2 separate regions of the Homo sapiens genome follow, and region 2 is linked to region 1. Evidence: chromatin loops called from intact Hi-C (ENCODE). Cell type or tissue: IMR-90. All regions are shown on one strand. Links, peaks and the distances in the headings refer to the core of each region. The heading gives the core; the rest is flanking DNA.

Region 1 (16,095 bases), core at 6,993-14,992:
GCTTAAGAGAACCATGTATTTGATTATGATAAGGCTAAGTAAGCTAATTAATATTGCAAGTATATCCCTGACAAAGTGCATTCCAGGTGGGAGAAAGAGAGTGAGCAAAGGTAGAAAGGTAGAAATCTGCAGATATCCAGAGAGTTCAGTCCAACTGGACAGAGCATCAAGGTAGAAGCAATGGGATTGAAGAACAGAAACGAATATCAAGGCTCTTAAGTGCCAGGCTGAAAAATTGGAATGTAGTTAGTTGGTTTGCAAAAACAATGCTCTTGAAGGGTTTTTGAATGAGAAAATGGCATTATCATATTTATACAGCTTTTTTCCATAGAAGTCAAACCACTTCATGTACTTCGGTGTCATTAAATATGTCTATGGCTTTAGGGTAACATCAAGTAAATTTGAGTCCTCATTCTAGTTTTCATTGACTTCCAAGACCTGGAATTTATAAATTAGACTCTGCCTGTGCCTCAAACTATCTGAACTTAATTTTACTCATATATAAGTGGGGATAATAATACTAATCTTATAAAGTCCCTGCAAAGATCAAATGAGAGAATTTATAAACCACATTGAGTAGGATATGGCACCAAATGGATGTTCATTAGAAATCAGTTCTCCTCCCAGACCCTCCATGTCTTCTAATAATTAGGATGATAACATCAGAAAGAAAATACACCCCCATGTGAACCTTTTCATTATTTCTTTTTTTAAAATTATTTCTTTATTCAGCTGAACAAATTTTATATGGCCACTTGCTAGGCCCTAGGATACAAAGATGAATAAGATAAAGCTCTTCTTCTAGAGTGTTCTACAGTCCCATAAAGGAAGCAGAAGCTACATCAATAACCAAAATGCCAACTGAGAAGGAGAATTAACAAAATGCTGGGGAGCAGAGAGAGGATAGGGGACAAATCCTGGCCAGGGGATCTAGGAAGTCTTCACAGAAGAGAAGATATTTCAGCTGGGCTTTGAAAAATGAGGAGGTTGGTGTGTAAGCAACTTAGAAGGATAAATGTGAGAGTTCCTAAAGCAAGAGTGTGGCCAGGGTAGGCTGGAACAGTAAGACTCCAGGAGGAATATCAGACCAGGTTATTAAGGAATATATTTATCCCACTATGAGTGGAACAAAAGCATGATACTGTACACACGTGTACACATGTGCATGCATGCACACACATGCACACCCATGCACACTATCCCAGCAAAGAATTAAACTGAATATCTGCCAAAGAAATTAATATGAAACACTAGGACTTCACCAATATCCATGGATTTGAGAAAGAACAACACACAGGACAGAATGACGGTAACATAGTCTTGGGTCAATTCAAGCATTTCACACAATTGGAAGCTAAAGTCCAGAACAAACTCAAGCTTCTGAAAAACACAATCAGTAAAATAGACTTAAGGCCTCCATTGTCTAACTCAGGTGGCCTCCTGAAACCTGAAAAATTTTCCTGAAACATTTTTGCAAGCTTGGGATGCAGTGTTAGTAGTATACTATTTAGAACATAATAATTGGCCCACTTTTTTTTACTATTCATACCATATTTGTAGTAAGGGTGGCATTAAAAACCAACAAGGAGGACCTAGTCAGTTATAAATCATATTCTGTGACCGTAGTGGAATAGTTCTATCATTAATCACACAGATGAAGAGGTTTTACCTTTAAAAAAAAAAGCGGGTAGCTGGAGCAGGGAAAACAGAACATTAAAAGTTGAGTCAAATATTTGTATGACAGTTGTACAAATACCATTTAATGTGATGTGGACTTACCCTCTATCAGGGGCTATTCTGAAAATTCAACACCTAACTCTCCCAACCCTATGAGGAAGATACTAGTATTTTTCCCCACTTTATGATACGAAATTGAAAGGCAAAAACATTAAGTAACTTGCCTGAGGCCACACTATTAATGATTGGTAAAGCCAAAATTTCTATCCAGGCTGACAATTTCTACGGTCATTTAACTTCTATAGACCTGTCATGCATTAAAGCCTTTAGAATTTAGAAGTGGATAGAATTTATTTGCAATTAAAATTTCCCAGTGATGAACTGATAGGATCAAATGGCAGGATGTCAAGAGTGCATATTTACAACAGTCAGAAAGTTAGGTCTTCAAGACCTGTTCCAAATTCAGAAGTTTTGATGGTGGTTTTTGTGTACATATAGGTATCTATTCTTTCCAAATGAAGTGCAAGATTCTTGGGGGTATGAATAATGTCTAATAGTTTTCCATATTCTTTTTTCCATACTGTTCCATGTACACAGTAAGCAAAAATACTTGTTGGCTGATTTTGAAATCCTTTCCACTGGCTAGCCTTTTAGAAGAGGGTTGATTATCCCTCTTCTGTGATACTGAGCATGAAGGCAACAGAACAGATTTGTGACTTCTAAAGCTCCCTTCCAGGGCTGTGATTTGGTAGGGGACAAAAATAGACAGGAAAAAGCACCAACATCCTTATGTCCTTCTGTGGCACAGTTGGAGAGTGCTATGCCAGAGTTTCTGATTTTAAAGGTTGTTTGAGAAAAAAAAAAAAGATAAAATGAAGTTCTGAGCAATTCTCAAAATCACTTATTGATCATGTCACCCAGCTCTTCTAAATTCCAACCTGCATATATAAGAAATATCAAATTGGTGTTGGGAAAAAGAGCTAGGTTTTCTGACGGTCTCAAGGATATATCAGCAATAACAGCAAGCAGTCTAAATAGTTCCAGACTTACGACATTCAAAGACAAGAGGACCAATCATCAAGATTTTACAAAACAATTGTCAGCAATAGAAACACATCAGAAAAATTACACTAGAATTGTGGCTAATATTTGTAAATATTTCTCTAGATTGTTACAAAGATTTTGAAATGATCATTTTGCCTCTAGACAGTGGCAATTTGATATTATAAATAGCACAATATAATAGTTTTGAAGCAAAAACTACAGGGGTCACTTTGCAATTGACCTTATACTTGGATGCATTATTGTTCTATTTTTTAAGGCTAAATGAAAGTGCAAAAATTATTATTGAGTCACGAAAGGAAAAGTGTAGGATATTGATAATAACCTTCCAAATCTACTCTTGACAATTTAAAAATAGCACATTGTACATAGCCATTTTCACCTAATAGCTAAAACATTAAAACATGATTTGAGAAACAACAGATGCATGCACTTGTTGCAATTATTTTGTAAAATCTTTAAGATTGGTCCTCTTGCCTTATCTTTGAATGTTGTAGTCTGCAAATATTTAGACAGCTTGCTGTTATCTCTAACGTATCCTTGAGGCCAACGGGAAGGCTAGCTCTTTATACCAAAACCACTTTGATATTTCTTTCTTTTTTTCGAGACGGAGTCTTGCTCTATTGCCAGGCTGGAGTGCAGTGGCGCGATCTTGGCTTACTGTAATCTCCGCCTCCCGGGTTCAAGCAATTCCCCTGCCTCAGCCTCCCAAGTAGCTGGGACTACATGTGTGCACCACCACGCTTGGCTAATTTTTTGTATTTTCAGTAAAGATGGGGTTTCACCATATCAGCCAGGATGGTCTCAATCTCCTGACCTTGTGATCCGCCCACCTCGGCAATTTGATATTTCTTATGCATCCAGATTGGAATTTAGGAGAACTGGTGACAAGATCAATAAGGTGCAAGCACATGGAGACTTTGAAAGCATCAAATAATGATACTCTAGTAGTGAAATATGGTTGGTTTTCAAGTCATAATTTTACCTTCATTAATAAGATGAGCTCCAACTCCCAAATAAGCTGTGTACAAATAAGAAGCAATTGCTGTCCACCTTTACCCCTCAACGCCATCCTGGTCCCATGAAGGACACCCAACTCTCTATGAGCCTCTTCTTCAAATTGATGTGCTCAGCTCTTATGGCACCTCCTGACAGGAGCCTCATGCATGGTCAGGACCTGAATCCATTCACCACTTTCAATTCCTGCTACTTAGAATATGGCCCCTCATAATCCCGTGAGAGCAGCCCAGCTGCCAAAGCCTGGCTTTTTCTAGCCTGCTTCTATCACTACCCTCTTGATTTACCTTTCTTGCCCCTCTTAAAAATAACCAGGGCCAGTGTCACAAGAGACCTCACAACTCAGAGCTGCCAATGATGAAAGTTCAGCTATGTGGGAGTTTAAAATGGCTTGGTGGACTGTCTTGTGGCCCATCTTTTATGACATTTTTCCTGTGGGGAACCAGGCAGAATTCTAACTAATTTAAAAACTGGTATCTACAGCAGAATTCATTCCTAGGCTAGGGACCACATATAATAATAATCACCCCAAATAAGCAGCAGGAGCTGAAATTACATAACTGAAAATATTCCACCAGAGAAAGAAGAGGAGCTAAATTATTGGGGATGTATATTTAATACAGTTGCAGCTGTAGAAGGAGAAAGTCTACTGGCCAAAAAAATAAAAAAGACCTTTAAGTGAAACTGCTGACTAATAATCCTGTCATGGGAACCTCTATAAAATGCTTACATTGAAGTCTAACAGATCGCAGAATTCTCCAGTGCTTTAGGGAATCGAGTTGTTGAAAGCATCCTATCTTTTGTATTTAGAAGGTCCTCTCTCTGTTTTAGGCTAAAAAGTGTGTCAACACAACATGTTGACAATAAGCCAAAAAAAGAAAAGAAAAGTAAGCAAACAGATTAAAAAAATCACTCTCATAGTTCTTCTTTTAAAGGAATAGCACTAGAAAACAAAACAAAAAATATCAAGGCCAGAGCACAGGACTAATCTAGCTGGATCTGAAAGGGACATATTAAAGGTCACCATTGTGTAGGGCACACGAACTCAACACCAAGAGGATTTGGGAGGCATTCGGCTTTGACTTAATACTGTAAAAGTGTTTGTGCTTAATTATGGGAGTCCTTGGGGGCCCTTCCTTGCCCCCTTCCCATGTGGGGTGTCGTCAGTAATGGAAATCACCTGGTTGTGAGATTAACAAAGACAACACTCGAGATGCCAACCAGGCGCCACCGTTGTTCTAACAAATGACAACCGAGCCTCTATTTCAGGGCAGCAGGATGTCACTCTGGGGGATTTTTCCATCAGCCAAAGTGCACCTACCTGGACCTTTGTAGATGCGACCTTCAATTAAGGCAACGATTTCCTCATTACCCATTTTCCACAGGCTTATTTTACAGAGATGCTCCCAGGGAGCACGAAATGGGAAAACTCAGAAGGAATAAGAAAAGGGATTTTAAAACCAGGATAGTCATTATAGCCTCAGGGGGAAAGGAAGAATGTTTGGGAGCCTTTATGAAACTTTATTTTATTTATATTGTTTTTCAAGTACATCTTTTACTAAGGGATGTGATTGTCAAAACGGCAACAAATATACACTTTGTTTGATGGATGAAGAAGTTCCTCTCCAACTTCCCCCTCCTGCTTTGGGCCAGCGTGGAGCTGAAGAATATTTTTATGTTAGCAACAAAACCTACCTCCTGGACTTCATAATATTGAGCATGTTTGCTGGAGCCACAGCTTAATCAGTATGAGCCTATCCAATACCTCTATGAAAAACCAAAAACTGCCCAGAAACCTTCTCTATCAAAAGCATGGTACACTGTAGGTAGAGCTTCCAACCTCACAAGCAAGTCAGCAATTAAGCTCAGAATTGATCTGAAAAAGACTCTGAAAAATAATATACCGCTGGTCCAGAAGCTAGAGACGACATAAAAGAAAATCCACAGCAAAAATGTGGCATCATTTGTCTTCCACTTGACCTAGCACCAGTGGTGCTCCGCTCCTGCTCCTAGAACTGGGGGAATGATGGAGCAGGAACCCAGGCTAGGCGTATCTGTTCCCATTTGCAAGAGTATCCAGAGAGGCAGAAAATTTCCAGTAGCAAAATAGCACGAAATCGGAGAAACATAAAAAGGAACAGCCACATTTTGACTCATATTTTCTTGATAAGCCTTTTTCCTTAAATTTTTAATTTAGCTAACTCTCAAAGATCTTCCATGAAGTAAACACTCTTGTTCTCAGCTGAACAGGAATATTGACTTGCCTTGTGTTTTAGAGCAATCAGGCAGAGAAGAGTTTTGGTGAGGGGTGTCTGTGTTTGCGTTGTGCTGTTTCCTTGCTTTGTTTTCTTTGTGGTTTGATCATCCCCTGCCACTCCTCTGATAGAACTTCATTTTATTATCATATTTCTTATTGCAAGCTGACAATATGTACAGGTAGACATAGGACATGGTATCCATGTCCACTTCAGAGATTCATGGCCCATGTTAGGAACACAAACAATTCAGAAAGAAAATATACCAAGAGCGTTTCAAATATCAGCTGTGCAAAGGAGTCAATGTCAGCATAGGAGTCAATGTCAGCATAAGTCACGTCATGTGCCATCCTAGTACAGCACTCCACACTTTCAAGGCCTCCAGTAGTATTGGGTAATGACAAGCCTGCACTAATGTTTTATCAAAGCTGCTGAAAAAAACAGTAGAATGATTCAATTTGGCAACTGATAAGGTCCTGATACATCACTTAATTCAATACTTGTCTCTTACAGATGGAAACACTGGAAACCGAGCTGCATGAAGCATGTAGTGAGTTCTATAGTTTTATGTTGCTCTGGCATCGGTCCTGAATCTAGGCTTGACTTTCTCATACGGGGAGCAGGGCTTAGTCATCTTTGACATAGTCTTCTGCTCTCTGCTTCCTCCCAGTAACTCAAGGTGGTTGACAACCACTTGCTGGTGACCACCTCCCTAAGGGAGAGCTGGATACAACCTACTTGACTGGCCCCACTGACTGCCCCAACAACTCCCCCACCAACATAGAACACACAGATATGCTGCAGTGACCCCCTCTCAGTTGCAGTCTCCACAGAGCTCACCCACCGATTAGAACTTCCCATGGGAAGCCTACTTGGGTAATGCCCTAGACCCTAGTAAGGGCTTTGGCCCACAGGTCCCCCCTACAACTCTCTCTCTTGCTCCCCACTCCCTGGTTGCATGTGTGTGTCTCAGACAGTTCCCCACTTCCAGCTGGCCCTATGAGTCCTGCTCCCTTCCTCTCTGGGACCTGTGAGTAATACACATCCTCTGCTGTTTCATGTGCTTTGTTGAGTTGCCTCCTTTGTGTCTCCCCTGCCTGACATACCTGAACCCAACCTCCTTCTGGGGTCTCCTAGAGAGGAAACCGATCCAGGCTTTCCTAGAGAGTAGCTATCTTGGTAGGAATAAACTGAACACAGATCAAACAAGAGCCACAAGGGTGTCTGCTCGTAGAAACGGATCCCTGTGAGAGAAACACCTGCTCACAGGTGGTCACTTAGACATTAGGCCTTCCCCCAGGATGAAGAAGTATCCCAAGAAAGTCACACTGTAGACAACCTTGCCCACTTCCTCCACAGCCCCTTCAGGGCAGGGGTTGAGTTTGTAGACGCTCTCCGGAGAGAGACCTTGGGAACAAATTAGTGGAAAATATGACAAAGTGCTGTGTTCAGAATTTCTCTGAGAGTTGTGGAGAGCGGAGACTGGACTCCCAGTGCAGTGCTCTGAAATTAAGCTGTGCTTTTTGCTTTCATAGGTGAGACTCTCCCTGACAGTGCTCCCATCCCCATTTAAGTGTGTATTTAAAAATTTTTTTTAAAGGTAACATTTTGTAAAAGAATAAACTGGCACCACAGACGTGTGTGGGCCTGTTCCAGATACATCTCAATATAGTCAAGTAATTCTTTTGTTCCAAGACTCTTAACATACCTCGAAAAAAACACACCACACAAGATATGCTCTGCAGAAGAACAGTCTGTTCCAAGCTTTTCCATTTATGATGCTATTGCTGTTATACTGCACACTTTTCACACCTGTAGTCCACCAGTCGTAGCCCCTTAAAAATGTTGCATTTGTTGAGGAAAACTTCATATTTTAAAGGTGCTTCTCAAGCACTGTCTTCATGGCAATCTCCCCAGAGTAAATATAATCTCATTTCCTTTACAAAGGCAGCTTTAAATGTCTGAACACAGCAGTACACTCCAACTCCAAGTATGCATAGGTTCCTTACATCCTTATGAAGATATTTTGGAAGGTTCCTTGCCTCCAAAAACCTTCCTCACCTGGCTAACAGTGGTGCCTGCAATCTCACCATTCTATGAGTTAAGTATTGTGTTCTGCCACTGCTCTATTTCTTTGGAAGTCCTTGTGAGAGGACAGGGAAGAGCGAATTAAATTAGGGACATACACCCAAAAGGAGATGGAGTTAAAAATGAACTCCTCTTGGCCGTATACAGCGGTTCATGCCTGTAATCCTAGCACTCTGGGAGGCTGAGGCAGGCGGGTCACTTGAGGTCAGGAGTTCGAAACCAGCCTGGCCAACATGGTGAGACCCCCATCTCTACTAAAAATACAAAAATTAGCTGGGCATGGTGGTGGGAACCTGTAATCCCAGCTACTCGGGAGGCTGAGGCATGAGAATCACTTGAACTCGGGAGGTGGAGGTTGCAGTGACTTGAGATTGCACCACTCCACTCCAGCTTGGGGACAGACTGAGACTCTGTCTCAAAAAACAAACAAAAGCTCTTCCTGCTTTATAATTTTACTGACAGCTGGCCCTGCATACAGTACTGGCCTCAGATTTTGAAGTAAAATCTATAGATTCATGCTGTCTGCCACAGCTGGATATTCAAATAAAAAACTGAAAGCAAAGCAAAATAAAACAAACACGACACTAACACCAACCAAAACAAAAACTAAGAACATGTACAGCTGACCCTTGAACAACACAGGTTAGAACTCTGCAAGTTCACTTCTTTACAGATTTTCTTCTGCCTCTGCCACTCCTGAGACAGCAAGACCAACCCCTCCTCTTCCTCCTCCTTCCTCAATCTACTCCTTATGCAGATGATGAGGATGAAGACCTTTACGATAATCCACTTCCACTTCACGAATAGTAGACGTACTTTCTCCTCCTTCTGATTTTCTTAATAACATTTTCTTTTCTCTAGCTTACTTCATTGTAAGAACACAGCATATAATACATGTACACGATATGGGTTAGTTGACTATGTTATTGGGAAGGCTTCTGACCAACAGTGAGCTATTACTAGCTAAGTTTTAGGGGAGTCAAAAATTATATGTGAATTTTCAACTGTGCAGGGGAGGGGTCGGGACCCCTAGCCCCCATATTGTTCAAGAGTCAACTGTACTATCACTTGAAAACAACTAACTATAACCAAGAGAATGGGCTGCCGAGTGGTGGGCACCTGTTTCCGCTGACTGCCTGGCGTCCTTTTCCCTTTATTTGTATCACAGAATCCAGAGACTCCCTTTTCCTCTTGGAGATGGCCTGTCTGCATTCTGTCTACCATGTGTTCTCATGCCCACAGCCAGGGTGGGCTTAAGAGTAACCCGTCTCCCTTGACAACTAACTGGCCCAGGGATGGGTACATCATCCAACTGGAGTGAATCAGAATTTTATTAATGATAATTACATACTCTGAGGGAGAAAGCACCCTCTGCCTGAACACTTTCTCAGTGATCATGACCTTGAAGGGCCCCTTAACTACGGAGCTGTCATTACTATCTTTGACACTGCCTGGGGAGTTCTTGCTTGAGAAAGAAGCCAGCTCAGATGAAAACACAGAAGACACCCTGCTGATTGGCATCCACTGAACCGTTGGTTCCAGCTATGCCTGAAGCCAAGTTCACTCCAAAGTTTCCCTGTTATGACCACTAATCTCCTTTTTCATTAAGCTCATCTAGGTTGTGTTTCTTGATATGCAACTGAAAAACCAGGATCACCACTCACTCATGTACCCGGGACCTGAAGAGATGCTTCCTCTTTTACGTGACATGCAAGTTGTTGTCTTTTATCTACATAATAAAAGATATGCACTTGACATAATCAGAACTAGTGTCAAATATGTAGATGTCAGAGTTGATCTATCTAAGACAGATAACTGTTTTGAAACCCAAAGAACACATTTTCAAACCAAGGTCCAGAGAATTTTAAAAATCAATGAGACAGAAGTTTGCTTTGGCAGACAACTTTAAATTTGAATGTTTGAGTACATTTGAATGTGAGTCAAATCTGAGTATGTTTAGCTACATCCAGTCCACGCCCCAACATCCCAACATAATTACTAACTCTGTGAAATCACAAAGGGGTTTAAAAATTCAGAAAAAGAACTACAGTAAAGAAACATGCCAGGCTAGATACAATAGCACAGTATGAATTTAAAGAAGCCATTTGACCTTATAAAACACAAACTAATTTTCAAAAGGATACACTAATTGTGTATGATTTAGCCTTATTTTATTATAAAGTTTTACTTTCACTTTCTTTAAGATACAGACTCAATTTCAAAACATCCATTTCCCATGTTTTATTCTGTCACTGAATTGCTGCAGAGTTTTGCCAAATTTGAACTCTCAATGTGCCTCATTTCGGCTACCTGTGGCTTGTTAGGGAGAGAAGCAAGAGAATGGCAATACCCAAGTTCCACTTTGAACTTTGTGAATGCAAATTATACTAATTAGAGAGTCTCAATGTGTGCTTGCTTTATTGCTTTACATTTTGAGTACAAACTGATATGTTTTGTTGTATCACCTGTCACTTTATAATTTTGCTGTTTCAACTTTTACATTTCTATTTTTTCCAGTTTCTTCAACTAAAACTTACAAGGGAAACATCAAAAAGAGAAAGTGCAGGAGTATCTTTTAGCAAATATTTTCCCTTGCTGTCTACATTGCTATTTATCGTCCCTGCTGGGGTGTTTATAGCATTCGAGCAGGAGGAAAATGTGCCTGCCAAAAGGTAACCTGTTGTACTAACAGGCTGAAGACTTCTTAAAATATAAAAGTTCCAGAAAGGCCTGTTCTGTTCTGCATGACTTCCTCATGTCATATAAGCTTTAGTGTGGATTAAAGCAAGTCCATCAAGGCTGTGCATTCTGTAGCTGAAAATCAACCAAAAAGGTATTAATGTATCACCCCTTACATAGAAGTTAAGATTCTTTGGCAGTCTGATGCTTTAACAAAATAAATTGAAGGAAAAAGGCTTTTTTTGAAAACAACGCCCTCTGATAACCTACCCAATACATTTGACTGAAATATCAAGGCAGGAAATTGTATAACAATTCAAAAAACATCACATATATATCTGAAAAATGTGTGCAATATTGATGTTGAGTCTAGACTTCGCAAAACTAAAGAAACATCTTGGTTGTATTTCACTTGAATTATCCAAATAAGCCAGTCTGTGGAGGTCTGGTACAGGACATAAATGATAACTTTAAATTCTTCTTTGGCTATCTCTAGGAGGATAAAGCACAAAGGGCAGGGAGGAAGTGAAGACATTATTACAAAGAATTATTTGGTTGGGGGGAAACTTTTCCTACCCATCAATAGACACATTCCTTAATGTGCTGTAAATAATGGTTGGAAAATTTTCTTTTTAAAAAAGAACATTTATAGAACACCTACTTTGAGTCACTAAAGCTGAAAGAATACCATTCATATTATATTACTACTTCCTTGTGAGTTAAGCAGATTTTTTTGAGTTTCATGAAAAACTAGCCAATTTTTCTAGGAGAATGCCTTCCATAGAAAATGTGCTCCCAGCTCAAATTTTTAACTTACGAAATTATCAAAACAATAACATGATAACAACAGCTTCTCTGGTCAGCTTAGTCGTCCCCGTCAATTTTTTTCTGCTCTCCAGGCACTTTCGGCTCCTCTCCTCCACTGTCATTCTTACTCAAAGGTACGACTTACTTCACAGAGAAAACCAGAGTAGAGAGAAATTGCCCCCCACACCCACCCACTGAAATGACAAACCTTCTTGTAATCACACCCATCAGCTCCTCTTTCCCCACTGCTATAACAGAGGAGCTGTCCCTCTTCCAACTTACGGTAAATCTGTCCATCTGGGCTGTAGATTGTATCCCTTCCTGCCTTCCCAGGCAATCAACACCCGGATTATCTTTTCAGTAGTTTAATCTCAACATATCCCCCAATACTGGATTCTATCCATTGGCATTCAAGAATGTTCACAAGTACCCTATCTTAAAAGCAAACATAAAATAAAATAAAAAGTCAACCTCCCTCCACATCTCCTCCTTCCAGAGCTATCGTCTGTCTCCTCCCCTTTAGTAGAAACTTCCAGAGAGAATTTTATCTTTATGTGTTCTCTCTCTTTCTTTACCTTCTATTGACTCTTCAGCCCATTGCAATCTGACCTCTAGTCCTGTTCCTCCATCGCTCCACTGAATGACTCTTGGAAGAGTCAATTCTCAGTAACCATGATACCACTAAGTCCAATTGCATTCCAGTCCTCATCCGAGTGGAACTCTTGATGGTGTTCCACTCTTGTCCAGAGCTTCCTTTTAGAAATTCCCCCTCTCCTTGACTTTTATGACAATAGGCTCTCCTGGTTTTCCACCTACCACCCAGCTGCTCATTCTCAAGGTATTTTGTTAGCTCACTGTGACAATCCAGGCTTTAAAGGGTCCTTAACTTCCTATCCTGGGTCTCCTGAAATTTCCTCAGCAATTTTATCCATTCCTTCCACTTTGATTGCCATCATCTACATGTCAGTGACTCACAAACTTAAAATCTCCAATCCAAACATCTCCTCTGAATTCCTAACTCATTTGATTGCCTCAAAGACACCAGAAACTGTACCTAACCCCAATCAAATTCATGATCTTCCTTCCAAATTAGCCTTTTGCTAGTGTCCCTTTGCTTACATGAAGGCAATCGCACCCATCAGTGATGAGGGCCTGAATCTTTGGTAACACCCTCTCCTTCATTGGCTTATCCACCACCATCTGTCCAGTTGGACTTTCTCAATACATCTGGAAAGCATCCTTTTCCAATCTCCACCGCCAGATCCTTGTTGAAGTTCTCCTTTAGATTCTACTATGGTTACTTCAAAACTGGTCTCTTCATTTCTTCCCTTGCTCCGCCCATAACCCATTCTACAGGCAACTGCCAGAGTCATCTAATAAAAATGCAAAATGAAATTACATCCTTTGAGAATAAATTCAACAATTCTTAACTGTTGTGGCCATTGTTTGATATTTTTAAAAATTATTTTTTATTGATTTAAAATTTTAGCTATTTACATAAAACTATGATTAAATATTAAGAGGCAGCCAGTTTTCTATTCTGGTTGTTCAAATTATATTTTAAAGATTGCCCTATTTAAAACAGTCCTTTCAAATTTTGAATATGTTCTCTCTAATGATGTCTCTATTGATTTGAAGAGTGTTTCTGTTGGTTATAATTATTTTAATTTTCCCAATTTAAAAGTAATCCAATGAAGGCAAAATCATTTAATATTATTATCTCAGAAAAATAATACAGTTTTCAAATATGGCTGTAACCTCTACTCTAGCAAATGTTTTGAATCTAGTGTGATTCAAAATTTAGCATTATCTTTCTTCATCTTGTTGGTTAGTAAATATACTGTATCACAAAAACTTCACATTGTAACTTTGTGTTAACGTTTTAGTTGGTAGTCGTTTCTCCAATATTTGAGGAATTTTCAAGGTAACTTTTAAAAGGCTAAAAAGGTAGAATCAGAAAGTGAAGATTCATTTGTTTATTTCCTTCCTTCTCTGTCAGTACAAATCAAGGAGATGGCCAAAAATGAGGCCCAGATGACACCTCTTGCATGACACAGTCACTTGACAGAATAACCACTAATAGGCTTATTTTAAACATTAGTTAATTAAAATTCCAACTTTTAATGTTTTTCCAGTTTCACTTCATCTATTCATACATCTCAAAACTAGGTTAGCTCCTACTAAAAATATGGAGCTTGTATTGCTTTTCTGAAATTTATGGGTTTGATGTTTTCAAAAAACTTGACTAGATATGATGCAGTTTGAACTACCAACCCGAATCTCCATATTGCATGAATCTGAAGTACTTTGAGGGAGTTAGTGGCTCAAATGGCCTTCTGGGAGCAATCGATTTCATCTATTTCTGACAAAGGGATGAGAGCTTGATGAAAGGAATCGAGCAGTTACCATCCAGTCTACTCTTACTGATGGGCCACGGTTCCAATCCGACTCAGGGAGCCCCAGCTGAAGGCCTTATTTCTGCAGCACCTCCTAAGTGGGAGTCCAGGAAACTGGGCTTTGCCCACTCACAGCCTCTGCAGGGCGTTCTGGGGGTGCGGTAGAGGACTCTTCCCTTCCCTGGAACTGGGTCCTACCAAGTCCAGGGATTTGTTCTATCAGGAAGAATAATGTGTTCAAGAGACCAAAATAAAATCAACCCGGGAACACTGCCAAATTCTTCCTCTGCCTATCACTTATTCTCGTATAGAGCCGGCCTGTCTCCACGCTGGGGAATTGCAAAAATCTAAAACTGACCCCTCTCACCACTTAGTGGAATCCAACAGCAAAGGAAAAAGGTTGTTAGCAAGGACAATTTGCTCTGTACCAACCCACTGGCCGGCAATTCTCAATCAGTGCGGTAGGGCTCCATTACCCAGCACTGTGAGTGGAAACTAAGGAGTCTAGAAAAACCTTAGATCAGCTAAGAGCAGAGAAATCAGAGGCAGAACTTAAATATGACATTTCCTTCTGAGTCCATAGTGCATCCCTTATTCACTGGTTGGAGAAAGCTGGCAAAAGCGCTCAGCTGGAGGCAGGCGTTTTCTGTGCGTTGAGGCGCCGGAGGAGCCATTCCCTTCGGGAAAGACAAGGTCGGGGTGGGGGCAGTCGCTCCGGAGTGCACGATCCGGTGGCTTTATTTGCTGGCCTGGCGGGTCTAGGCTGGAAAATGCACACTCAGCAGGGAAAGGGGAAGAGAGATTGGCGGCAGTTTTCTAAAAACAACACAGCTCAAGTCTCCCTCGTGTGCCCCCTCGCTCACCCCGCCGAGGCTCAGAGCTATCCAAACGGGCGCTCCGGAGCGAGCGCGGAGGTCGGGTCCCCCCAGGACGCAGGCGGGCCTCCGAGACTCCAGGCCGCCCCGGCCGCCGCTCCCTCCCGGTTCCCCTTCCCTGTCAACCTGCCAGGTCCTGAGAGGCGCCTCTCCCTCCGAGCCTGGACCGAGGTCGCTCCGGGTCACCCTAAATCTGATGATGCCGCTCGCCCGGCGCAGCCGGGGGCTGGGACTGGCGGGGCTGCACCTGGGGAGGCGGCGACCGCGCGCGGGTAGTAGCCGAGAGCCCAGGCTGCCTCTGCGGCGCTCACTCCCCCGGGGTCTGCGCTGGGCGCGGTCGGCGCCCCCGCCTCGCCTCCCGCCTGCCCGCCTGCCCGGGCGCAGGGCTGCCCATGGCTTCGACAGTGCTCCTTCCGCTCAACTTAGGCATTTAACTCCCAGCCCTTCGGTGCCCACTTCCCACCCCGCGCCTCCCAGGGGTCCGACAGCTGAGAAGAAGGAGGAAACTGGCAGAGGAAAGAGGCGCTCGGGGGGGCCGAGTTTCCAACTTGGCGACTGGGAATCCCGAGGCGCGTGGGGAGGAGAAGACAGGCTTGACCCGGGGCAAGAGAGTGGCGAGTGCGGGCTCCGTGGGTGCACCTCCCACTGGCCCGGGAACGGCCTGCACCCCGAGGGGCGCACGTCACTGCTCCCAGCCCGAGTCGCGAGCGCGCAGTCCTGGCCTGGGGCCCGCGCGCCTTGGGCTTTCTCCCTGCCCGCCCCTTTTTCTTCCGCCAAAACCTTTGACCAGAGTCTCCTTGCCAGCATTCCTACCTCCCTTTGGCCAGCTATTTGTGCCAGGTAGGAATCAGGCTGTACTTTGGCTGTGTGTGTAGACGCCAATCCCCAGGAGGCGTGTGACCTTTTCACCTTACCCACAAACTCCCTGGGAGGTGCCCCGTGGGCACTGACCCTTCTCCGGGGCCTGATCGGTGACCGCAACCTGTTTCTTCCCAGAAATGTCCTTGCTTTTCGCATCTACAAACGCTTCCTGCAGCACTTCTCGGAAAACCCTCGGGGACGGGCCTGGGGGGCATCCAGCGGGCTGGGGGCACGAGCCGCTGTGGGAAGTGGGGGTGGCAGGAGCTCCAGGGCCGGCGTGCACGTTGTCTGTGGCCGGGAGCGGACACTGAGAGGGCGCAGCGAAGAGCACCCCTCCCCCGCCACTCTTTCCCTCCCTCGGGATGCACAGAGAAACGG
Region 2 (16,095 bases), core at 3,290-11,289, 270 kb before region 1:
CAGAAGGAGTTGTGTGGATAGAGAGTGTGGTGGCAGACATGCTTCCTCTTGGTCAGGTGAACGGTTACCAGCACACACCTAAAACCAGCCCATTATCTCGACAGAGGTTGGTCTATGCCCCGTGAGAGCAGGAGGTAGATGACAGTATCAGGAGCAGCTTCTCTTTACAGCAGAAGACACCAGGCTTCCCTTCTGAGAATTCCTGTTGTCTGTGACCTTCTTAAAAAGATGGCGCTCATTGGCCCATGCTTCATAGACCTGAGCCTTGAGAGATGGAGTAGTCCTCATCCTTCTGGAGGCCCAATGCCACTTCCAAATCTATACCAGTCCTTGCTCCTGCTCTTTGGAAGGTCATGCCCCATTTTGGCCAACATTCACTTGCTCTCTCTATTGCTGTCACTCACCCATACCCTGGTCAGGGTCTCTCATTCATACACTTGGAAATCAGCTTCATTGTCCTCATTGACACCTCTAATCCTGTTGACATTTTTTCTGATTTCTTTGAGTTGCAAGTTCAGCCTCTGGACTTTGCTGTTCTTTGACTGACTTCCCCAGCATCGATGGCTTTTCACTAGCTCTTCACTTCAGCCCTCTACTCAGGTGGCTGCTACGTTCACCTTGCCATCACTTAGAACTCTTCCACCTCTGAAAGCTTAACTTTCACATCTTACTCTCTGGCCACACATTTCCCCCTTTCATCTCATCACTGTTCTTTGACCTCATCCAAATATCTCTGACTGCTCTAATTTATTCCATCCTATCACTGTATCCTAACTTTACATCCTTACAGCCTAGACTTCATCATCTATTGCTTTATCGGCTCATTTGCCAAACTCCTCAGTTCCTTTGATCTGTTGTCCTTCTGTTACACGTGCCCCGTAAAAACCTAACTCCAGATCAGCTGTTTGATTTCTGTGTTTTCTTACATTGCAAGCATCTCTGACTGGTGAGACTGAGATTGGACTCAAAGTTGCTCTGTAATTATTTTGTATTTGTCTTTTTTATTCCCCACAGAGGTTAACTTCAAACATCATTTATTCTCAAATCTTCTAACCCTGCATGCTTTCTAATGTGTTTAGCAGGGAACTAAATTTCTATTTATAAATGAAGTCCATTCTATAGAAACCACCTCCATTGTAATCCCAGCACTTTGGGAGGCCGAGGCGGGCGGATCACCTGAGATCAGGAGTTCAAGACCAGCCTGACCAACATGATGAAACCCCGTCTCTACTAAAAAAATACAAAATAGCTGGGCATGGTGGCGCATGCCTATAATCCCAGCTACTCAGGAGGCTGAGGCAGGAGAATTGCTTGAACCTGGTAGGTGGAGGTTGCAGTGAGCTGAGAGCGCACCACTGCACTCCAGCCTGGGTGACAGAGAGAGACTTTGACTCAAAAAAAAAAAAAAAAGAAAGAAAGAAACCACCTTCATTGTCTGCTCCCTAAAACAGCTACACAGGCATTCATTCTTGCTTCCTGATTAAATAGAAGACAAGAATTTCGGGACTCACTCTGAATTCTTTCTTGCGTGAGGTCCAAGAACCCTCTCTTGGGGTCCGGACTGGGGCCTCTTTCCTGTAACATATTCACTGAAAGAGTTTTTCACTCACATTGTGTTCACTTAATCAATCACCTCCCACTCGCTCCTTAATCCATGGCCTGCTAGCTGCTGTACCCATCTTTGCACCTAACCACCTCTCTAACCTTGTCTACCTGTCACGAAATCCAATGCAAGCTTTCTTCTTTATCTTATATCCTCTCTGTAACAACTGACATTGTAGAGCACTCCCAGCTAGTCAACACTTAAACTTAGCTTCCGTTACACTGCACTCTGTTGGTTTTCTTCCTACCCCTTTGCCTGTTGTTTGTTGATCTAAACTTCATCTCTGTTTCTTTAACTTTAGAGGTTCTTGAGATTCTCTCTTGGGCACTCTTCTCTTCTTACTTTTTGCATCCTTACTGAGAAGTCTCAATAATTACCATGGCTTCAAATTGTTGAAGAGCTATAGAAACAACATGGATAAATTTGAATTCCAGACAGGGGATGCCATTCAGAGGTGAATAATCATCCCCTGTGGTTTCATCACTGGGAACATTTTCAGACTCTGGGCCTGAACTGAGGGTTATATTGAGTAACTAACTCAGAGGCATGCTACTAAAGGAAAGTGAAACTAACAAGGCTTTCAATGATTGTGAAAGGCTGAAATGACATGTCGGAGTCTTAAGGAGACCCAAAAGTGCGGCCTGTTTTTCTCATAGAATATTTATTGAACTTTGGGATGGCGTGTGTGTGGTGAATTAAAGATGGTCATAAATTCTTTCACATTTCTTCTATTGAGAGTTGGGATTTATGTCCCTCACCCTTGAATCTAGGCAGGCTCAGTGACTGCTTTGACAAATAAAATACTACAGAAGTGATGCTGAAACAAATTCTAAGCCTAGGCTTTAAAAGATTGGCATCTTCCATTTCCTGCCTCTTAGAACCCAAAAGTCATGCTGTGAGAATATCCAAACAGCTACATGGACCTGCCCATGTGGAGAGGAAACTTAGCCAATAACTTCAGCTAAGCTCCCAGCCAACAGCCAGTACCAACTTGCCAGACATGTGAGTAAGCCATCATAGAACTGGATTCTTACCACTCCAGCCAAAGCTCCACAGCAAAGAAGTGAAGCATCCACATCAAACCTTTCCCAAATTGCAGATTCGTGATCAAAATAAATGGCTATTATTGCTTTAAGCAACTGAGTTTCAGGGTGGTTTGTTAGACAGCACTAGATAACTGAAAAGCATAGAAGACTTTAAAAATGTCAAATTCTTCTCAAAGGCTCAGTAAAATCTTCCATAATCTTAGGAGGCTCAGGAAAAAGAGTTCTACCAGAGGGAGTTAGCCTGATTCAAACATCCAACTTGCCTCCACTTCAAGAAATTTCCTAGATTTCAGAGCTGGTGGGGAGAGTTGAAGAGGTGGGTTATTGCAGGGGGTAGCAAGAGGCAAAAGAGCTAAGTCCAAAACTTCTGAAGTACAGAATTGAATTCCCTGCAGTGTCCCAAGGATGAGAAGACAAAAATCCATCAGGCAATTGAGAAAAATGCCCAGAAGGGCCACTCACCCTATCCCCCAAAATAAGGGTTGTACAAAGGATGAAGTTTGTCATACCAAGACTCCTAACAAGTCTTGTTTTGGCTCAATCTATGAATCGGTTGAGGTGATTAGACAATTGCCTTACCTACCTAACAGGAAAGCAAGAGAAAATTGTTACTGGTGAAAAATATCATCTGGACATTTTATGACTTTTTTTTGGACACTGTCTAGCATATTATCAAAACTTACCAGACTACTGAATATGCAAGAATATGCAATCTATATTCAGGCAAAAATATAAAGCAATAGAAGCAGACCCACAGAAAATAAGACATGGGCATAGAGACAAGAGCTTCAAAGTCATTTTGGTTATTATGTTAAAGAGAACATAGGAAAGATGTGCAAAAATGGGTAAAAATAAAGTATTTCAACAGAGAACTGTAATCCATAAAAGAGAATCAGATGAATGGTCTAGAGATATTAAACACAGTGTTCAAAATTAACATATCATTTATGGCCTTAAAATCAGACCAGAAACATTTAAAGGCAAAATTAATGAACTCAAAGATAGATCAATAAGAAATAAAGTGAAGCACAGAGAAAAAGGAAAAAGAATGAAGAAAACAGATAAAGTATAAAATAAAATGAAAGACAGACAAAGATCTAACATGTCTGAATGGAATTCCAGGAGGAGATAGAGAACAGGTTCAAAAAATATTTGAAGTGATAATTGCTGAGATTGTCTAGGATGATTAAAGACACAAACCAACAGAGTCACAAAACTCAGTGGGCCCTTGATAGAATAAATACAAAGAAACCACCCCTGGGCACATCACACTAAAACTTCTAAATACAAAAAAAAAAAACAAAACCAACAAAAAAAACAAACAAAAAATCTTTAGAGATTAGCCTGAGAAAGAAGAAATATTATTTTCAAAGTAGGAGCTTAAAATAAGACTGATGGTTGACTTCAACAGAAACTGTAAAAGCCAGAAGACAATAGAATGGCACATTGAAAGTGCTGAAAGTAAACAAAACAAACAAACAAACCAAAAACACAGTTAAAATTCTATGAGAAAATGAGATAAAATAAAGATCAAAATTGAAGGCAAAAACAAAGGCATATTCAGACAATCAAAGGCTGAGAACCTTTTTCTCCAGACGACTAAAACTATAAGGAACATTTTCAAAAGATCTTTGAGCTGAAGGAAAATAATTTAAGATAGAAGCACAGAACTGGAAGAAGAATGAAAAACACTAGAAACTGTGAATATGGGAGTAAATAGCAAATAATATTGATGGTTTATAAGAAAATTAAGAATATCTTGTTGGTTAATGACAAGTAAAGTAAATGGAGATGAATTGTACAATTCTTGCATTATTTGAGACATAACACAAATATTAATTTTTAATAAGGTGGATTGTAATTAGTTAAGGCTGCAGATTATACAATAATATTACACTAAATAATTAAAAAGAAAGGGGAAAACTTTAAAAATATATTTGATTAACCTAAAAGAATGAACAAAAGAATGAATAAAAGAATTAAAACAGAGGGTACAAATTGTGGAGAAATACAATTGATTCATCCCCAGAAAATTCACACTTAAGCCATTAAATCAAACCCTTCGATTAAACCATTGAATACCTGTCAAATGAACTTGGTGGTCTACTCAGTTGTACCCACAGGGTGAAAACTGGTAGATGCTCATTTGAATTTACTGGGTGAGGACCAGGAAATATGAACTGCACTGACTTTAGCTGCACCTCAATAAGCTGCATGCACAGCACCCTACCCTGCCTAGTTGGATCTCCCAAGACTGCCTGAAATAGACCTCCTCTAGCATCTTTTAAAAATCCCACTCTGAGGGTCTTTTTCTAGAAATATTTGTCCCCCAGACTGTATGCTCTCTCTGTCTTTCCCTCAATCAGTCTTCAGAGACCTCTGTTGCTGCTGGACTCCATTCTTTTCTCAAGGAAACACCTTTGCTTTGCATAGACCTAAGTAAATAATAGACATTTAGATTACCATGACTGCTCTCTTTGGTATGGTATGTATTGACATTTAACACCTTAAAAGGGGGAGGGAGGAGCACACCCAGCATGCAGTCAGAGTGATATCACAACACAAACTCTTTTTAAAAAGGTAAACTGAAGTCCAACTATATCAGTAATTATATTAAAGATTGCCAAACAGAATAAGAAAAGCAACTATGTGCTCTTTGTAACACAACACTTTACAGACAGTCCCTCTACTTCCACTGGTTTGCTTTACGACTTTTTGACTTCAGGATGGTGCAAAAGTGAGGTACATTTGGTAGAAACCTTACTTCAATTTAGAATTTCAATTTTTTTCTGGGCTAGCAGTAGGTGATAAGATGCTCTCTTGCGATGCTGGGCAGGTAGCAAGCCACAGCTCCCAGTTAGCCGTGCAATCACAAAGGGTAAATAATGAATACTTTACAGTGTACTGTGTTTCCAGGATTTTTTTTTGATATTGTGTTTTATATTTTTGCATCCCTTTGTTACAAGAAAGAGGTCCCGATCCAGACTGCAAGAGAGGGTTCTTGGATCTCATGGAAGAAAGAATTCAGAGCGAGTCTATAGAGTAAAGTGAAAGCAAGTTTATTAAGAAAGTAAAGGAATAAAAGAATGGCTACTCCATAGACAGAGCAGTGCTGAGGGCTGCTGGTTGCCCATTTTTATGGTTATTTCTTGATAACAGGCTATACAAGGCTTGGATTTTTTTATGCCTCCCCTTTTTAGACCATAACTTCCTGATATTGCCATGTGATTTGTAAACACTTGTGGCACTGGTGGAAGTGTAGCAGTGAGCCTGACCAGAGGTCACTCTCGTGGCCATCTTGGTTTTGATGGGTTTTAGCCAGCTTCTTTACTGCAAACTGTTTTATCAGCAAGGTCTTTATGACCTGTATCTTGTGCTGACCTCCTGTCTTATCCTGTGACTTACAATGCCTTAACTGTCTGGAATTGCAGTCCAGTAGGTCTCAGCCTTATTTTACCCAGCTCCTATTTAAGATGGAGTTGCTCTGGTTCACATACCTCTGACACCTTCATGTCTACAAAATGCCCATCTGTGTATAGTATTCACCACAGTAGGCTGTGTGTTACACAATTTTGCCCCATTTTACATTTACCTACTCTAGACCAAAGTAAGTGTTTGGAGCCCATCTAAGATAGGCTAAGTTAAACTATGATGTTTGTTAGGTTAGATGTACTCATTGCATTTTCAACATGGAATATTTTCAACCTATGATGAATTTATTGAGAGGTAACCCCATTGTAAGTTGAAGGGCATGTATAAATATAAAGACATAGAAAGGTTAAAAGTAAAAAAAGATGGGTAAAAAATATACTGTACTGATATCAACCAAAAGAACCTATACCTATATTCATATCAGAACCTTGTACCTATACTCATATCGATAAGGCATAAGACAAGATATTTTATTTGAGGTACTGATTAAAAGATAATTCAAGAGGAAAATAGAACAATTCTTTTCTCCCCAAAAACAAAATTCCAAAACATATAAAGCTAATAGTGATAGAATTATTTTTTAAGTAGACCAATTCTCAATCATGGTGTTGAAGATTTTAACACTCTATTTTTTTTTCTGTAACTGATCAAACAAGCAGAGATCATATGCTTGGCCACAAAGAAAGCTCTTTGAAATATCTCAGAATTGATATCATACAGATTATATGTCTTAGACCTCAGAAAAAATGAATTAAAAATAAATAAGAGATATGGTAAAGATCATCAAATGTTTAGAAAATAAGTAAAACATTTCTAAATAACTCATGGGCAATGAAGAAATCATGATGGAAATTAGAGAGTATTTTGAACTGAATGCTAATGAGCTAATAAAACATGAAAACTTGCAGGATGCAGCTAAAGAGGTGCTCAGAGAAGATTTTTGAGTTCTAAATTCACTTGTTGGAAATAAAGAAAGCTTAAAAATCTAAACTTCTATACCAACAAGCTAGAAAAAGACTCGTGTATTATACCCAAAGAAAATAGATATGAGTAGAAGCCTTAAAAATAGTTCTTTGAAAACATTAATAAAATAACAAATTGCTAGTAAGGCCAATTTAGAAGATGGCTGGAAAACCCCACAAATTAGTAATATTAAGACAGAAAAGAGGGACAAAAATACATTTTCTAGAGACATTAGGAATAATATAGGGATATTATGAATAATTTTATGACAAAGCTTTAAAAAATTAGGTAGAACACACTATTCCTAAGAAAATGCATCAAAAGTGACAGAAGAAGAAATGTAAAAAAACAGAATAGTCTCATATCGAGTCTGTAATTAAAAACCTTCACACAAAGAAAACTCCAGGTCAGGTTGTTTCACTGATAAAATTTTACAAATATTTAGAAAAGAAGCCATACCAAATTTAAACAAACATATCCAGAGAATAGAAAAAAAAAACCGAATACTGCTGATATGGTTTAGAGCTGTGTCTCTATCCAAACCTCATGTAGAATTGTAATCCCCACATGTCAGGGGAGGGAACTGTTGGGAGGTGATTGGATCATGGAGGTAGATTTCCCGCAAGCTATTCTCACGGTAGCGAGCAAGTTTTCACAAGATCTCATGGTTTAAAAGTGTAGCACTTCCCTTGGTCTCCCTCTCTCTCCTTCTCTACCATGGTAAGATGTGCTTGCTTCCCCTTCCCCTTCCACCGTGATTATAAGTTTCCTCAGGCCTCCTAGCCATGCTTCCTGTTAAGCCTGCAGAATTGTGAGTCAAGTAAACCTCTTTTCTTCATAAATTACTCAGTCTAAGGTACTTCTTTATGACAGTATGAAAACAGACTAATACAACTACCAAACATTTATATTAGGTCAGCATAGCCTCGATATTAAAACCTAACAAGACGCAAAAAACAAAGAGAGAATGAGAGAAGGAAAGAAGGAAGGAAGGAAGGAAGGAAGGAAGAAGGGAGGGAGGAAGGGAGGTAGGGAGGGAGGGAGGGAGATTATAGGCCAATATCCCTCATGACCATAGATGCAAAAATCTTAAACAAAAACATAGTAAATAGAATAAATCAATATACAATATATATTTTAGAATTTTAGTCAATTTGCTATTAGAAATCAAACAACATTGTTTACTACATTAATGGTAAGGATGTCTACTATCATCATTTCAATTCAACATTGCACTAGATATTCTAGTGAGTCCGGAGGGCAGAAAAATAGACACAAAATTTAAAGATTATAAAGAAAGAAGTAAATTATCTTTTATAAAGATGACATGTTTTGTGCATGTAAAAAATCCAAAAGGATCCTTATTCCACTTAAAGACTGAATTTATTATATCCCTGGATATAATGTCAATATGTAAAAATCTGTTTTATTGCTATATATTAACAATGAACCATTTGAAATGGAAAGTAAATGATAGCACTTAAAATAGCACTAACAAACCCCATCAAATAACCAGAAATAAATTCTCCCAAAAAAGATACAAAGCGTCTACACTTTTTAGTTTTTACTACAAAACATTGCTGAGAGACGTTAAAGACCTAAATAGAGAGGTTTACCATCTTTACAAATTGGAAGACTCAGTGTTTTAAAGATGTTATTTCTTCCCAGTTTGATCTAAAGATTCAATGATATCCAAATCAAAGCCCTAGGAAGCTTTTTAATTTTAGTAATTGGCAAGATATTCTAAACTTTATCTGGAAATGCAAAGCACTTAGAATAGCCATGAGAGTCTTGAAGAAAAACAAAGTTGGAGGATTTACACCAGCAAGTTTATGAATTACTACAAAGCTATAGTAATTAAGATATAGTATGATCCAGGGGTGGTGGCTCATCCCTATAATCCCAACATTCTCGGAAATTGAGGTGGGAGGGTTGCTTGAGCCCAGGAATTTGAGACCAGCCTGGGCAACATTGTGAGAACTCGTCTCCACAAAAAATATAAAAAAATTAATTGAATGTGGTGGCACATGCCTGTTGTCCTAGCTAACTCAGGAGGCTGAGGTGGGAGGATTGCTTGAGCCCAGGAGTTTGAGGCTGCCGTGAGCCATGACCATGCCACTGCATTCCAGTCTGGGTGATACAGTGAGACCCTGTCTAAACAAACAAACAAAAAAACACACATGGTATGGACCAAAGGTATATAAATACATCAGTGGAAGGAGGCCCAGAAACATACCACTTTTTATATGGTCACCTGATTAATTTAACACTGCTACAATTCTCTAAATGGAAGAATGGTCTTTTCCAGTAAGCAGTGATAGGTCCATTGGATAGCTGTCCAGGAGAAAAAAATGAAATCTGACCTCTACCCATAACATACACCAAAACAAATTAGAGGTGGATTTATAGACTTATATATAAATGATTAAATAATGAATCTTCTGGAAGAAAACATGAGAGAATATCTTCTTTTTAGAAAAATCACCTTATTGAAATATGATTGACAGGTTGAAAGTTATACTTGTTTAATGTATACGACTTGACAAGTTTGGAGATAAGTATACACTCCTGAAACCATAACCACCATAAAGTTCATAAATATATTCATCAATCCATTAACTCCTGAAGTTCCTGCCCACTCCCTTTATTATTATTTTATGTGTGTGTGTGTGTGTATGTGTGTGGTATGAACACTTAACGTAACATCTACCCTTTCAGTAAAATGTAAGTACAAAATACAGTATTGTTAGTTACAGGCACTATACTGCATAGTAGATCTGTAGAACTTATTTATCCTGTATAACATTGTACCCTTTGGCCATAACCTCCCGATTTCTCCTTCCCCACCCTCCTGGTAGCCAGCATTCGCTCTCTGCTTCTAAAAGTTTGACTATTTTAGATTCCACATATAAATGAATAAATGAGATCATACAGAATTTGTCTTTCTGTGTCTGGCTTATTTCACTTAGCAAATTGTTCCCTAGGTCCATCAATGTTGTTAAAAATGACAAGATTTCCTTCTTTTCAAAGGTTAAATAGTGTGCCATGCATATATACATCATACTTTCTTTATTCATTTGCATGTTAGTGGACATCTAGGTTGTTTCCAAATCTTTGCTGTTATGAATAACGCTGCAGTGAACATGGTGGTGCAGCTATGACTTCAAGATACTGATTTCAATTCTTTTAGATAAATATCTAGAAGTGGGATTGCTGGATCACATGGTGGTTCTACTTTCAATTTTTTTAGGAACCTTTATGGTATTCCTTAATGAGTGTAACAATTTACATTCCCACCAACAGTGTACCAAGGTTCCTTTTCCCCATATTCTCCCAAACACTTGTTATATTTTGCTTTTTCAATAATTAGGACCCTAACAGGTATGAGGTGATAGCTCATTGTGATTTTGATTTATGTATAATAATTCGTGATGTTGAGCACTTTTTCAGTTACCTGTGGGCCATTTGTATGTCTTTTCTTGAGAAATATCTATTCCACTCTTTGCCCATTTTAAAAATATGATGATGATGATGATGATTATTGCTATTGACTAGCAGGAGTTCCCTGTATACTTTGGATTTTTTTTTTTTTTTTTTTTTTTTTTTTTTTTTTTGAGACAGAGCCTCACTCTGTCACCCAGGCTAGTGGCACCGTCTTGGTTAACTGTAACCTCCACCTCCCGGGTTCAAGCAATTCTCCTAGCTCAGCCTCCCAAGTAGCTGGGATTACAGGCACACAACACCACGCCCAGCTAATTTTTGTATTTTTAGTACAGACAGGGTTTCATCATGTTCACCAGGCTGGTCTCAAACTCCTGACCTCAGGTGATCCGCCCTCCTCGGCCTCCCAAAGTGCTGGAATTACAGGCATGAGCCACCCCACCCAGCCTATACTTCGGATATTAACCCCTTATTAGATGTGAGGTTTGCAAACATTTTCTCCCATTCTATAGGCTTCCGTTTAACTTTGTTGCTTGTTCCCTTTGGTATGCAGAAGCTTTTTAGTATCACTTGATCTGCTTCTGGAATTAGTTAATATATTAATTATTAGGATTGAAATCCTGTTACTTTTTACAGATCATGCTTATGCCTTTTAATTTCATTAATCAGAGAATATTTTTCAGATATTACCTTAGAAGTGAGGGTGTGTGTGTCCTGTTAAATTCGGTATAATTTAATTCCTTTGTGTAAGCAGTCTTTCTTTTTTAAAATAGTAGTATAAGCATATTATGTCTTTATTTTAAGCAGTCTTTCTTGGTTTTATTAGTACTAAAAGTATATTATGTATTTATTGTAAAGTCTTTTTTAACCAGATCATTCATATAATTTGGTTGAAAAAATATATTTTACAGTACTCTTGGAAATTAACAGAGCTGTTGGATGTTGGAATGCTTGTTTGAGAAAGCAAGCTTTATGTTTACCCCTGTTGGGGCTCAGAAACTGATACCCCAAAATATGGCACTTTGACATGATGAACTGAAGAAGCTTCAAGGTCTCTCGGACCTTCCTCCTTCTCCTGCCTCTCATTTCTTTGTCTCTCTCAAAGCAAAGGATGAAGTTGTTCTGTGAAGTTCCCTTATCTGCCAGAAGTTTGGACCCATTCAAGAAAAAAACAATCACCTCTGCTCCCTTTCTTAAGTTTTCATGAACTGAACTCATATGGCAGAAAGAAAGACTGAAGTCTGTCAACACACCTGGAGAGACTTTTCTCACAAACCATTATGTCTGCTCTGTGGGCCCAACAGACTTTTTTTCTAGGCCATTATACGTTCTTCAAGCCCATTGAATTCCCCTAAAAATCGTTTACTACTCCTACACACTTCCCTATCTCCCCGTCCTCTAAGAAGGGTATAGAACCATCTGTACTTCATTGCACTTTGTGATTTCCCTCTCTTTGCACATAGATAAATTTGTATGCTTTTTCTTTTATTAATCCGCCCTTTTCAGTTCATTTTCAGTGAACCTTCAGAGGGCAAAGGGAAAGTTTTCCCTTGGCCCCTACAGTCGGTTGTGTGTTTCTAGAAATTCCATTTCTTCTAGGTTATTCAGTTTGTTGTCATATAATCGTTCGTGGTCGTCTTTTATGATCCTTTGCATTTTGTGATATCAGGTGTAATGCCTCCTTTTTCATTTACAATTTTATTTATTTGAGTCTTCTCTATCTCTTTAAGTTAGTTTAGCTAAGAGAGCCAATTCCATGTATCTTTTCAAAAAACCAACTGTTAACTTTATTGATCTTTTCTATTGTTTTTCTAGTCCCCATTTTATTTATTTATGCTCTGATCTTTATTATTTCCTTCCTCCTGTTAACTTCGGACTTAGTTTATTGTTCTTTTTCTACTTCCTTGTAAAGATTTTTATTTGCCACATTTCTTTTCTCTTAATGGAGGCATTTATAGCTATAAGCTTCCCTCTTAGAACTGTTTTTACTGTATCCCATAAATCTTGGTATGCTGTATTTCCATTTTTGTTTACCTCAAGGTATTTTCATATTTCCCTTTTGATTTTTTCTTTGACTAATTAATTAGTTGTTCAAGAGTGTGTTGTTTCTTTTCCACATATTTGTGAATTTTTCAATCTTCATTCTGTTATTGATTTCTACTTTCATACTATTGTGGTTGGAAAGGATACTTGATATGACTTCAATCTTCTTCGATTTGTTAAGACTCATTTTGTGGCCTAACATATGTTCTATTTTGGAGTATATTCTGTGTGCTGTTTAGAAGAATGCGCGCTCTGCTGTTGTTGGATAGAATGTTCTATATATGTCTTTCAGATCCATTTGGTCTAATGCGTTGTTCAAGTCCACTGTTTCCTTATTGATTTTCTTTCTGAATGATCTAGTCATTGTTGAAAGTGTGGTATTAAAGTCCCCAACTATTACCGTGTTGCTGTCTATTTCTCTCTTCAGTTCTGTTAATATTTGTTTTATATATTTAGATGCTCTGAAGTTGGGTACATATGTATTTACAATTCATCATTGTATCCTCTTGATGAACTGGCCCTTTGATCATTATATGATGACTTTATCTCTTTTACAGTTTTTCACTTAAAGTCTAGTTTGCCTGATATATGCATGGCCACCTCTGCTCTCTTTTGGTTACAATTTGCATAGAATGTATTTTTCTATTCCTTTAGCTTTCAGCCTATGTGTATTCTTAAAGCTAAAGTGAATCTTCTGTAGTCAGTATATTGCTGAATTTTGTTTCTTAAATCTCTTCAGTCTTTCTATGTTTTATGATTGGATAATTTAATCTATTTATATTTAAAGTAATTATCAATAGGTAAGGCCTTATCACTGTCATTTTGTTGATTGTTTTCTGCTTGTTTTGTAGTTTGTTCCATTGTTTCTCTGTAGTTCTCCTTTATGATTTAATTTTTTGTTTGTTTGTTTGTTTGTTTGCTACTTTGAGACGGAATCTCACTTTGTCACCAGGCTGGAGTGCGGTGGTGTAATCTCAGTTCACTGCAACCTCTGCCTTCCCGGTTCAAGCGATTCTCCTGCCTCAGCCTCCTGAGTAGCTGGGATTACAGGCTGTTAGAAATGCTTGTTCCCTGGTGCCATAAAGAAATAGGACTTGAACATAAATTTAATTTCCTCAGCAAGGCCATTTGTCTTTCTGCAGAAAGTGTACACTCGCCAGCGGTTTTGCCATGACGAGTACACCAAACAAAGGAGACAGGGTCATTTATAACCTGACACGTCCACCCTACTGCTGTGTCCGATTTCCATTGGCTGGAATGGGACCTCACATTCTGTATTTGTCCCGATTGGCTAGCAACTTAGAATTTTTAAAAAGAGACAAAGGCAGAGGAGAACAAAGGAAGGAGCAAGTAACTTGTGGAATGCTGAGAAAGGTAAAAACACCTTCAAACAATGAGGAAGAACAGGCTGTGACCTAATGCTTTCTTGAACCAGTATAAGCCTGTCAGGGCAAATATTTAGGCTAAATAGTGGGAGCTAAGAACATAAAGTACATTGATTTCTTTATTACGGCTAGCAGATATTGAAGAATGTTAGCACAGATCTTTGAATAAATTTTGCTTCTAGGAGAAGTTACTATTTATTCCTAATTAGATGGGGAGGAAAGTCTCTTTGAAGAGGAACATCTACTTTACTTTTTACACAGGTGCCTGCCACTGTGCCCGGCTAATTATTGTATTTTTAGTAGACATGGGGTTTCACCATCTTGGCCAGGCTGGTCTCAAACTTCCTGACTTCATGATCGACCTGCCTTGGCCTCCCAAAGTGCTGAGATTACAGGCGTGAGTCACAGTGCCTGGCCTGATTTTTTTTTTATAGTGGTATGCTTAGATTCCTTTCTCTTTATCTTTTGTTTTTCTACTAGAGATTTTTGCTTTCTGATTACCATGAGTCTTAAATAACAATCTTGTAAAAGCTTGTTTTAAGCTGATAACCACTTAACTTTGATCACATATAAAAACTACAATTTTACTCCCCCCTTACATTTTATGTCATCGATGTCATAATTTACTCTTTTTATATTGCACATCTATTAAAAGTTATTGTAGTTATATTTATTGTTATACTCATAGAGCTGTGTCTCCTTTGTAGCACTTACCTCGTATACAATTTTATATTCTCTTATGTCATATTTGATTAGACTATGAGTTCCATGTTTCATGAAAGCACAGAATGTGACATTTTTGTTAACTATTAAATTTCCAGCACCAAGCATAGTACTTACTACAGAGTAGTTGCTTAATATATAATTATTGAATCAGTAAATCAATAGTGATTGCATTAGTGTGTAATTGGCTGTTTAATGTCCATTTTATCTCCATAAGGGCAGGAACATCTGTCTTTTTCAACAATGCATTTTTGGGGCATAATGCTAAGTAAATGATCCTCAATATAAATGTGCTGAATGAAAGAATTAATGGATGAATGAATAAAAGTGAATTGTGACTACCTAGGAACTATGGAAAAGATGAAAAGAGAGTTCAGGCAGTTGGCTTAAGGTGAGATGCAGCTTTGGCATTTAACAACCAAAGCCCAGACCATCCCCTGGCAGTGACCCACTCTCTCAGCTTTTACCTGTACTTCAACAGGGCATCCAGTACTTCAGTCTAAAGAAATTCAGTCCATCATTTAGGGCTTCCAAGGAGACCAAGGAAGAGATACATCTGAGAATGGCAGTGATATGGGTTGTCTGTGTCCCCACCCAAATCTCACCCTAAATTGTAATAATCTCTACATGTCAAGGGTGAGGCCAGGTGGAGATCACTGAATCATGGGGTGGTTCCCCCATGCTTTTCTCGTGATAGTGAGTGAGTTCTCACAAGATCTGATGGTCTTATAAGGGGCTGTTCCCCCTTTGCTCAGCACTTCTCCTTCCTGCCGGCTTGTGAAGAAGGTGCCTTACTTTCCCTTCACCTTCTGCTATGATTGTAAGTTTCCTGAGGCCTCCCTAGCCATGCTGAACTGTGAATCAATTAAACATCTTTTTTTTTTTTAATAAATTACCCAGTCTTGGGCAGTTCTTTATACCAGTATAAAAATAGACTAATACAGGTTGGGACCTTTTCATTCTGCCTTCAAGTCATACACTTTCTAGGCAGCCACTTTGTCTACCCAGCCATAGGTTCAGTCTTGACTAGAGAAGGTCTGGTGCGGATCACACTGTAGCTCCTTTCTACACAACATTTGTAACAAGTTCTGTTGTCTGGAAAGGAAAAATAAACAGAGAAACATTGAGGAAGAGTAAAGCAAATATTGATCAAGAGGGAGTTTGGGGGAATGTGAGAAGGGCAACCCCAAATTCATGTCTGGTTACTGTGGGAGAATAAGCTTTAAGATCTCACTGCAAATGGATTTCTGTTTCTATTTTTAAATTTGCTTTTCTTATTATTGCTTTGCTTTATTTTTTAGCAAAAGAGCTCTTTCCTTGTCCTGGTGTAAGAAAGTAAAGGTAGTCCTTTGGGTATAGAGCAGTGTTTCCCAAAGTTTTTGTTTCTGTTGTTTTGTAAACAGACATATGCATTTGGTGTAACTATAATACTCCCCACTTCCTACTATATTCTGGTAGA

What was found. A loop is a pair of places that touch in the nucleus more often than their neighbours do. Peaks named below come from ENCODE experiments on the same cell type or tissue, not always from the same donor. Only the 100,000 strongest peaks of a DNase experiment are listed, where the experiment ranks them.
Region 2: a loop joins it to region 1, with 5 times the contacts of the local background. A loop is called at or near these places in 3 of 110 quality-filtered maps.

What each region holds. Positions count from the first base shown.
Region 1 is chr10:33,335,796-33,351,890 of GRCh38, reverse strand. No RefSeq gene overlaps it. Among named protein-coding and RNA genes, the nearest start is that of NRP1, 9.2 kb to the right of the region's middle. In IMR-90, for the core only: no CTCF peak of the experiment used is centred there; DNase peaks (open chromatin) are centred at 10,070 and 14,400; H3K4me3 peaks cover 1,054 bases; H3K27ac peaks cover 1,141 bases.
Region 2 is chr10:33,598,790-33,614,884 of GRCh38, reverse strand. LINC02628 (long intergenic non-protein coding RNA 2628) reads left to right here and starts at 13,855. Exons shown (of 4, transcript NR_187516.1): 1 at 13,855-13,902. In IMR-90, for the core only: no CTCF peak of the experiment used is centred there; no DNase peak of the experiment used is centred there.